Linked DNA regions of Homo sapiens: region 2 is linked to region 1. Evidence: chromatin contacts called from ENCODE Hi-C or POLR2A ChIA-PET data. All regions are on one chromosome and are shown on one strand. Each heading gives the region's core, a stretch centred on a gene start or an enhancer-like site at or near the end of the contact. The rest is flanking DNA. Distances are from core to core; before and after follow the strand shown. Region 1 overlaps ZNF516 (zinc finger protein 516). Region 2 overlaps MBP (myelin basic protein).

What was found. A loop is a pair of places that touch in the nucleus more often than their neighbours do. ChIA-PET counts read pairs that join two places held with the same protein, here RNA polymerase II (POLR2A).
Region 2: a loop to region 1 is called in a map of GM12878, with 2.0 times the contacts of the local background. The contact joins two enhancer-like sites. A Hi-C loop is called at or near these places in 2 of 168 maps with a recorded cell type or tissue (GM12878 and ascending aorta). POLR2A ChIA-PET finds 5 or more read pairs at or near these places in 1 of 52 experiments (naive thymus-derived CD4-positive, alpha-beta T cell).

The regions. Positions count from the first base shown.
Region 1 is chr18:76,475,513-76,479,744 of GRCh38, forward strand. All of the region lies in intron 1 of ZNF516 (zinc finger protein 516), which reads right to left. Among named protein-coding and RNA genes, the nearest start is that of ZNF516-AS1, 14 kb to the right of the region's middle. RefSeq lists enhancers at 1,335-2,534, 3,659-4,230, 4,231-4,232. Within about 2 kb of position 1,731, at least 10 of the 41 ENCODE cell types and tissues checked have a DNase peak (open chromatin) inside an H3K27ac peak, as active enhancers do; they include GM12878, where a contact is called at or near this core.
Region 2 is chr18:77,122,695-77,126,926 of GRCh38, forward strand. The region is part of intron 1 of MBP (myelin basic protein); the gene reads right to left. Among named protein-coding and RNA genes, the nearest start is that of MBP, 8.0 kb to the right of the region's middle. RefSeq lists enhancers at 661-1,594, 1,973-2,032, 2,073-2,182. Within about 2 kb of position 2,002, at least 10 of the 41 ENCODE cell types and tissues checked have a DNase peak (open chromatin) inside an H3K27ac peak, as active enhancers do; they include GM12878, where a contact is called at or near this core.

The sequences.
Region 1 (4,232 bases), core at 481-2,980:
ACAAGTGCACAAACTCGTATATTAGTAAAGTTCCCTGCACGCTAAGAGAAAGCTGATAGCAGCCCAAATGTCCAACAGGAGACAGGACAAAGAAAGGCGGCTCCACAGGGCAGCAGCCAGCTGGCACACACGGGCACCTCCTGCTGGCTGCTCACAGACCAAATCTGTGCCAGTGGGTCCATGCTCTGGCCACACTGGGCACTGGGCATCTGGAAATCACTGAGGGTGTGTACACACAACAGCACCCTACACATGCCTTAAAGCAAATACACTGAAATGTTACGCAAAATTAAAAAAAAATTAGTTGCAGAAAAACTCACAGAACATTGTACCATTTTAAATTCTTTAAAATGTATATATTTAAAGATCTTACTACATTCACCAAGCGAATGTATTTAAATGCCTAATACAGTGACTGGCATAGAGCAGGCGCTCAATAGTAGCTTCCATAAAATAAACTTACTCTCATGTTGTGAAACGTCTCACACACTTTTTCCTCAAAATGCAATTTCCTCTTTCGACTGTAAATATCTCGATGGCCAAGATGATGAAGACTTTGTCGTGTATAAACTATGCACTTTGTACTATTATCTGAAAAGAAATGGTTTAATTTGGGCAAGGAGAATGTTGCCCTAAGTATTTGGCTCTAACTAAATTACCCACACAAATTTGTGGCTGGAAAACCAAGTAATGAGTTATCTGCAGTGAGTTCCACAACCATCATCTCCTTTTATAGTATGAAAAGAAAGGTGCTAAATGTTCACACCATTTTGTGAAAAATCACCGTATATGTCTTAAAAGCAAAGTGTCTCTGTCTATCTTGATCCCCTTATACAAGATAAACAAAGAGTAAAGCCTTCAGTGCCAGTTGTCAATGTTTTATTCTGGTTCAGTAATTAAAATGGGTAGCTTCATATTAATTCCCTGGAAGAATGACATTCAGATCAATTCACTTCCCAGCAAAAAAAGTGTCCACATCCAGGAGTTGCAGGACAGGGAATAGGATTGGTCTTAGCTACTGGAATTCCTCTCATTTAAAAGTAGGACACAGTGTACATTCTAAGCTCCAACTTCAGACATCTTAAAGCATATTAAACAGTGGTCAAATGAATATGAAAGAAATTCTGCCAAGCGATTAAACGTAAGCTTGTAGTTTTGTGTCAGTTTTCCACTAACCTCCAAAACCAGTCATGGTTTGTCTAAGAAAGGGATGTTTTAATCAGAACACCTTCATTTATTGTAATACTGAGGTCCCACCTGACTAGGTGAACCGTAGGCAACTGAACAACTATAAATTTCACATGACTGGATAGAAACAGCCTAAGCTCTTGAGCCCCCCAGATGTATGCCGGTGCGGGGTGACTTGCTACGGAGGCTTAAATCACTTTCAAGAGAAGAACCCACAGATGAAATTGCACTTGTGGAGACTCAGGTGGATTTGCAAAACTCTGAAAAGAATTTTGGGCTGGTCCACTAACAAACAGTCGTCCTAAAAGTAAAGGTCTACATTTTCCCTTTATGCAGAAATATTCGTTTGCCTACATTTCCGTATGTCCAAAGCACTGTTTTTGCTGAGTCACTGGAACAGAAAAAAGATAAAACAGCACTTTTTATCCCAGCTGAGTCATATCGTTTGGACTTTGTAATTCTACTTGAATGCTAGTCGATCTTACGTTCAAAAGTCTGGTAAGTTTTCTGAACACTGATACTGCAATTCCACAAGTCAGACAGGAAACAGAATTCTAGTTTGTTTCAATATCATCTGACCTATCAAAAGAAGCATTTCAGTGACTAATATAGCAAGCACGAAAACTGACCCTCCGTGAAAGTAATAAACTTGCTGCTCTGAACATCAGATCCATAAGCAGGAGTAACAGGTAACCTGAAGTGTCACCTCCAAGAACGGGACCCAGCCCCACAATGAGGAAGCAATTTAACTCTGCCTTAGCCTTGAAAATGTGACAAAACTGAGTTGGACAGCAGTCTTGAGACACATGGGACAAAAGGCGAGATTCGTTCTGTCCGGGGAAAAACAAGGTCAGGTTTTTGTGCTTTCTTTGTGGCACTTTTAAATACACCAACAAAATGTGATTCTCTTGCAATTTTATACTTTAAATCCCCTACATTTTCCCTTCCACTTGGCTTCCAAACCACCCCACACATTCTCAAGCACTCACAAAATGACCCACTGTAAAGGGTTCCTTTTTATCTCACTGTAATTCCCAATAGCATGGGAATAAGACACAAACAACACAAAAAAACCTGCTGAAACGAAGGAATGCAAACTCATTACACTGCATTTAATTCTCATCTCCTTTAAGAAGATGCTTTAAGAAGCATCTTCTTAAAGGAGTTTGGTTTGCTTTGAGTTACTTCACTCTTCCTTCTGAGAAACAGCTTTTCTGAACCAGTATTGTTATCCATTTTTTAATTATTATATGTAAATGACCTACTTAAAAACAGCTGATGAAATACACTTTGTTCCAGATCTATTCTGAAGGGAAAAGGAGGTTATCTTTCCCACGAATGGATCTCCTAAGTGAAAAGCCCCTAACTTAAAGTGTTTTTGTAAACTCTGGTGGAGAGCAGAAAGTGTACTAACTTCTACTCCAACAACTATATTTCAGATTTTCAGGACAAATGAGAGAGTGACAGATTCATAAAGAGAGTGACAAATTCATCGATGAAGACTGCGGAGAGGAGAGGTATGTAAAACCATCATCTCAATAAAATATTCATTCTTCAACAGGAAGGGCATTTGTTGCTATTCTACCAGTACAATAATGATGTATGAAATAAATCAACTTTGTCTGGGGTTTTCACTCCAGGTATTCCTCAACCCTAAGCAAAGTTAAGAGTTTCTAGGTTTTGTAAACTTGTTTATATTGAGAGGTTGGCAAAACTAAAATGCAGCAAATTATGAAAAAAAAGGTTTAAGGTTTAATATACAATACAAATAACATCTACCTAAATGAATTATATCACAATTATCTCTTTTCTAAAATAAACAATTTTTTAATCTACAAAAAATAGGAATAACAAATCCCTTACAGTTTATAGGCTGAATGTAAAATTATTATTAGATGACATAGAGAATATATATACATTCATGATCCAAAACTTCAAAAGCAGAAAAACTTTTTCTAGCAAAGCAGAAAAATGAGTGCATTTCAAACACACTTTCAGTACACTCTCAGTTCTGTATCAAAGTTTATTAAAATGCTTACATTTGCAGCTTTTCACTTAAGAGATCCACTGTGGGGCTGGGCATGGTGGCTCAGACCTGTAATCCCGGCACTGTAAGAGGCCGAAACAGGCAGATCCCTTGAGGTCAGGAGTTCAAGACCAGCCTGGCCAACATGGCAAAACCCCATCTCCACTAAAAATACAAAAATTAGCTGGGCATGGTTGTGTGCGCCTGTAATCCCAGCTACTCGGGAGACTGAGGCACAAGAATCATTTGAACCTGGGAGGCGAAGGTTGCAGTGAGCCGAGATCATGCCACTGCACTCCAGCCTGGGTGACAAGAGTGAGATTCTGTCCAAAAAAAAAAAAGATCCACTGGGGAAGAGAAAACCTTTTTGTTCCTTCTCAGAACAGACCTGGAACAATCATCATCAGGATACCTCAGTCTGTCCACCAAGTCCATTGGTGCGATCTTAAGAGTCACATGACTTCGGGATGTTTGAATAAAAGGGGCCTTGACTTGGACCTACAGGGCAGGTAAAATGGTCAACAGTCGTTCCAGCTCTTGCTGCTAAAGAACAGAACGTCCCTGTGAACACGGGCCACATTCTCTCAGCAAACCACAACAGAAATTGTTCGGGAAAAGAATAAACTCAATCCATCATGATTTCCTTCTGTTTTCTGAAATTCTCCCGGCAAGTCAGTCTGCATCTGCAATTCTGCCTGCTCTGTGAGTGATCCTTTGCACAGGGTTCCAGCTCCCCATTGTCCAAAGGTGTCCCTGGGGCACGGTCCTCTCCTAACCCCTGGGGCAGGCTGGCTTCCCCTTTCATCCCACAGATGGAGGGAAGACGCACAGGCGTTCGTAACGGGCCAGAAGTCACACCACATGTGGAACTAGATTCACAGCCACACCAAGATTCCTTCCTGCAGACCCACAATGCTGAAGCTAATAAATCTGAGTTATCAAATGCTGCACCAGTGGAGACCTGGGTGCAGGGAACATGGGAAATACCAATACAGGGGCCCTCTGTTGCAAGAGTGTG
Region 2 (4,232 bases), core at 752-3,251, 650 kb after region 1:
ACCACGCCTGGCTAATTTTTGTATTTTCAGTAGAGACAGGGTTTCACCATGTTGGTCAGGCTGGTGTTGAACTCCTGACCTCAGTTGATCCTCCCGCCTCGGCCTCCCAAAGTGCTGGGATTACAGGCATGAGCCACCGCGCCCGGCTAGTATATTTTCCATTCAACATAATTCTGCCAGTTCTAGTCGTCATCATCCAGTCTACTCTACTCCTCTACCGAGCACAACCCCCTTCTTTAGAAAGCCAGCAGCATTTTGTATACATGGCAGGGTATTGAGCAAATATTTTGCCATGGGAAAATTACTTGGGAACTTCTAAGCTTCCTAATAAAACTATAAGCACTTCAAGGGCAAGAATGACATCTATTTTCTCTTAACATACCCTGAAATGGACGGCATAGTATTTTTGTACACAGTAGACACCAAGGAATTTTTAAAAAGTAATGGTACGTTTGCTGTATGTGAGGAGCCTACAACATAGTTCTATAATTTTTTGCTTTGATAGCAAGTTTAGCAAACATGGTAGCTTTCAACCATACAAGAAAGATGAAGAAAATGAGTATCCATAAACGTTCCTCATCAGATGAAGACTCACGCAGGACATAAAATGTTATTCTCTAAATATGGAAAAAGCATCAAAAATACATGATGCAAATAAAAATAAACTGTCAACAAAAAGCTTTAGTATCAATTAGTTATTCTAATGCAAATTCAATTTATCAGTGAAACAGAAAGGACTTCCTGATCACATGAAAGCACACATTTGAGAGCTTGTGTGGGTCTATTCAGATGAGCTGTGTCGACCTGGAAACACCGAGGCACTCACGGTCTGTTTCCTTCCTTCACTTACAGCAGCAATCCTAAGTTAACCCGGAGCTCATTAAAATACATATTCCTGGGCCCGACCCCAAGACTGTGGGGTGGTATGCCAGGGTGGGCCTAGGACTCTGCATTTAATTTGAATTCTCAGTGTAATGTGTGCAGGTGGCTGCAGACCACAGGAGCCAGCTTGTCCCCTCTCCTGGTGAGCAGGTCAGGGGGCCACGGCAGATGCTTGGCTTGGGAGTTGGGCGTCCAGCCACCAAGGCAATTCTGTCCCTGCTAGGACTCTAAACTGATCCAGGTAGCTTTGTTTTGTTTTCCGTGTGTATTGACCTCTGGAGCTTTAGGTTTCTTAATCAGGCTCCAGGTGAAAAGCAGATCTGAGTAGAGCATTTCTCTGTCTCTCTGGGTTGGTGGTCAGCCGGGAAGCAGCCTAGGGCACCTGCACGGAGTCTGCGGGTGGAGCTGCCCTGAGCTCCATCCCTTCCCAGCACAGGGCATTTTGCTCTTGCCTGCAGGGCAGCATGGGCACACCTTCCTACCTGGAAGGAGCAGGGCTCTCTGGGAGCATCCCGTGTCACCAGATGCCCCAAAAGACGGGCCGCAACACCAGCAGTCCCCTGAACTGCTGAGAAACCTCCCTTTCTCCAGCCTCCTGCCTCCCCCTCATCTCTGCCTCTGGGTCCTTTGTTTCCATGTTCTATCTCCTCTTTATTACTTGCCTTTTTATACATTGTATATGTGGTCTCTAATGTAAAATTAAACAGGTAATTTGGTTAATCACTTACTATGAATAAAACTTCATTTTCTTTCTTGACCTTTGGAAAATTGGGGAGCTGAATATTAATCCCTTTACTCTTAAAGGAAGTGAATTGATGTAAACATAAATCGCTAGAATAACTCTTCTGGCCACCACGCCTCCCACCCCCCACCCCGTGCTGGCCTCCTTTCTTGGGGCTCAGTAGCTGCTGTGGTCGCTGCCTGCACCTCCTTCCCCAGCTGCACCCCCGGAAGTGGGGGTTGGACGCGGGGCAGCTGGGGCCGCACTGGCCTGGGTGCCTGTCTCAGGTGAGTTCGGAGGGGATGGGAGAGGAAAGGAGCAAAGTCTCCCTCGGGGCCAGTGGGGGAGAGCCCACCCACAGGAGATAGGAGATAGGGCTTTGGGGACTTCCTGAGGCTGTTGAGCGGGCAGCCACACTTTACCTCCAGAGTTTCTGAGCCAGGTCGCCTGCAGAGTGACAGGAAGTGGGGCCCTGGTTTGCTGGCCTCTGTCTGAATCATGCTAGACTGCTCTTAGAGGCCCAGCTCATTATAAATCCTGGCAGCCAAGAAGGAAAAAGGGCTGGATCCCCATACAAATTTTGTTCCTTAAATCTTTTCAGATTTAGCTAGATTCTCATGGTTCTTCCTCAAGTCATGGGCTCAAGAGTGAGGTTGCAAACACCTAGTTAATCCCCAGGCCTGTGCTGAATCCAGCCCACTCCTCTGAGGTCCCGGCTCCTGCCCGTTTCTGCACGCTTCTCTTTTTAGATCAATTTCTTTATCCTTCCTTTCTGCACTTATATTACTTGAACAAATGACAACGAAGAGGAGGGAGACTGTCTCTCCTGCCCTTTCTTCTTCCTCTCCTTCGCCTTCCTTGTCATTGTCATGCTCTTACCAAATTTCAGTAATTTCACCTCCACACCTGCTTTCAGATTCCTTTGTGGGGCCTTCTAATCTTCCTCTCTAACACTTCATTATCGCTGGTGTCATTTCCCCCCAAACTTTACATTGGTTTATTTATTGCTAATATAAATTACTAATTAGTTCGAACATATTAAAAAGCACAGATAATAATCTACAAGACAACTGGCTTATCCTTTTCATCAAAAAAAGTAACACATTCTGTTATTTGTATAAAATCTCAAAATATTTTTAAGAAATAAAACCATGCAGAGACAGCCAATTCCCTCCCCTCCCCGAGATTAGAAGATAACATTACCTGGCTTCTATATGTCATATAATCCCACGTAATCATGACCACATGTTCTTTTGTGGATTTGAAAATTTTAAAGAAATAGAATAATACTATATATATTCATTTGCAGTTTGCTGGTTTCCATTCAACACTGTTATTTAGAATTTTGTCCATGTTGATACACAAAGTCTGGGTAGTTTAACTGTTGTAAGTAAATCATAGCGTAAATCTATAGCCCTACTCATGGGGAATTAGTGTGTTTCCCTCCTTTTTTTTTGTATCAAAACTTTTACTCGATAAAATATGTACACCTAGTTCAGTAGTGCTGAGAGGGAATTCATACCCTGAAATACTTATATTAGAAAGCAGGAAAAGTCTCAAATCAATAATCTAAGATCTAATTCAAGAAACCAAAAAAAAAAGAGCTAAATATATACAAACAAAGTAGAAGGAAGGAAATACCCAAGAAAGAAATCCCCAGGCCCACATGGTTTCACCGGAAATTTCTACTAAAACAGTTAAGGAGAAATTTATGGCAATTTTATACAATCTCTTCCAAAAGTTAGAACAAGTGGGAACACTTTCTAACTCATTTTATGAGGCCAGTTATCCTGATACTGAAACTAGCAAAGACTATACAAAAAATGAGAACTATAGATCAATATCTCACAAACACTTAGAGGCAAAAGTCCTCAACAAAATATTAGTAAAGTGAATCTAGCAACACATAAAAAAGTTATATACATGGCTAAGTGGAATATATATCAGATACTCAAGGGTGGGTCAGCATTAGAGAGTCAGTCAATCAACTATCCATCATACCATGAAGTCAAAGAAGAAAAATCTCATGAACATATAAATTGTCCCAGAAAAGACATTTGACAAAATACAACACACATTCATGAATAGACATGGACTATTGACTTGATAAAGAACATCCATAAAAATCCTATAGCTACATCATAATTGGTGGTAAAAACTCAGTGCTTTGCCCTTTAGGTCAGAATAAGGCAAGTTCTTGCAACTCTTATTGAATATAGCACTGGACATTCTAACCAGTACGGTAAGATAAGAAAAAGAAATAAAAAGTATATAAATTGGAAAGAAGAAATAAAACTATCCAATTTGCAGATAACATGATGATCTACATAGACAATCCCAAGAAATCTACCAAAAAAAATCCTCCTAGATCTAATAAGGCAGCTCAGTAGGTTGCAGAATGTGGACTGACACATAAAAATTACTCACAGTTCTACCTACTCCACAATAAACGTGGAAACTGAAGTTAAGACACAATGCCATTTAGAAATGCCCCAAAGAAAATAAAACACTTATGTACACTGTAAAGAAATTTCAGATTCAGAATCTGTGCACTGAAATTTATAAAACATTGATGAAAGAAGTTAAAGAAGACCTAATTACCCATAGAGAGACAACCTGTGATCATGGA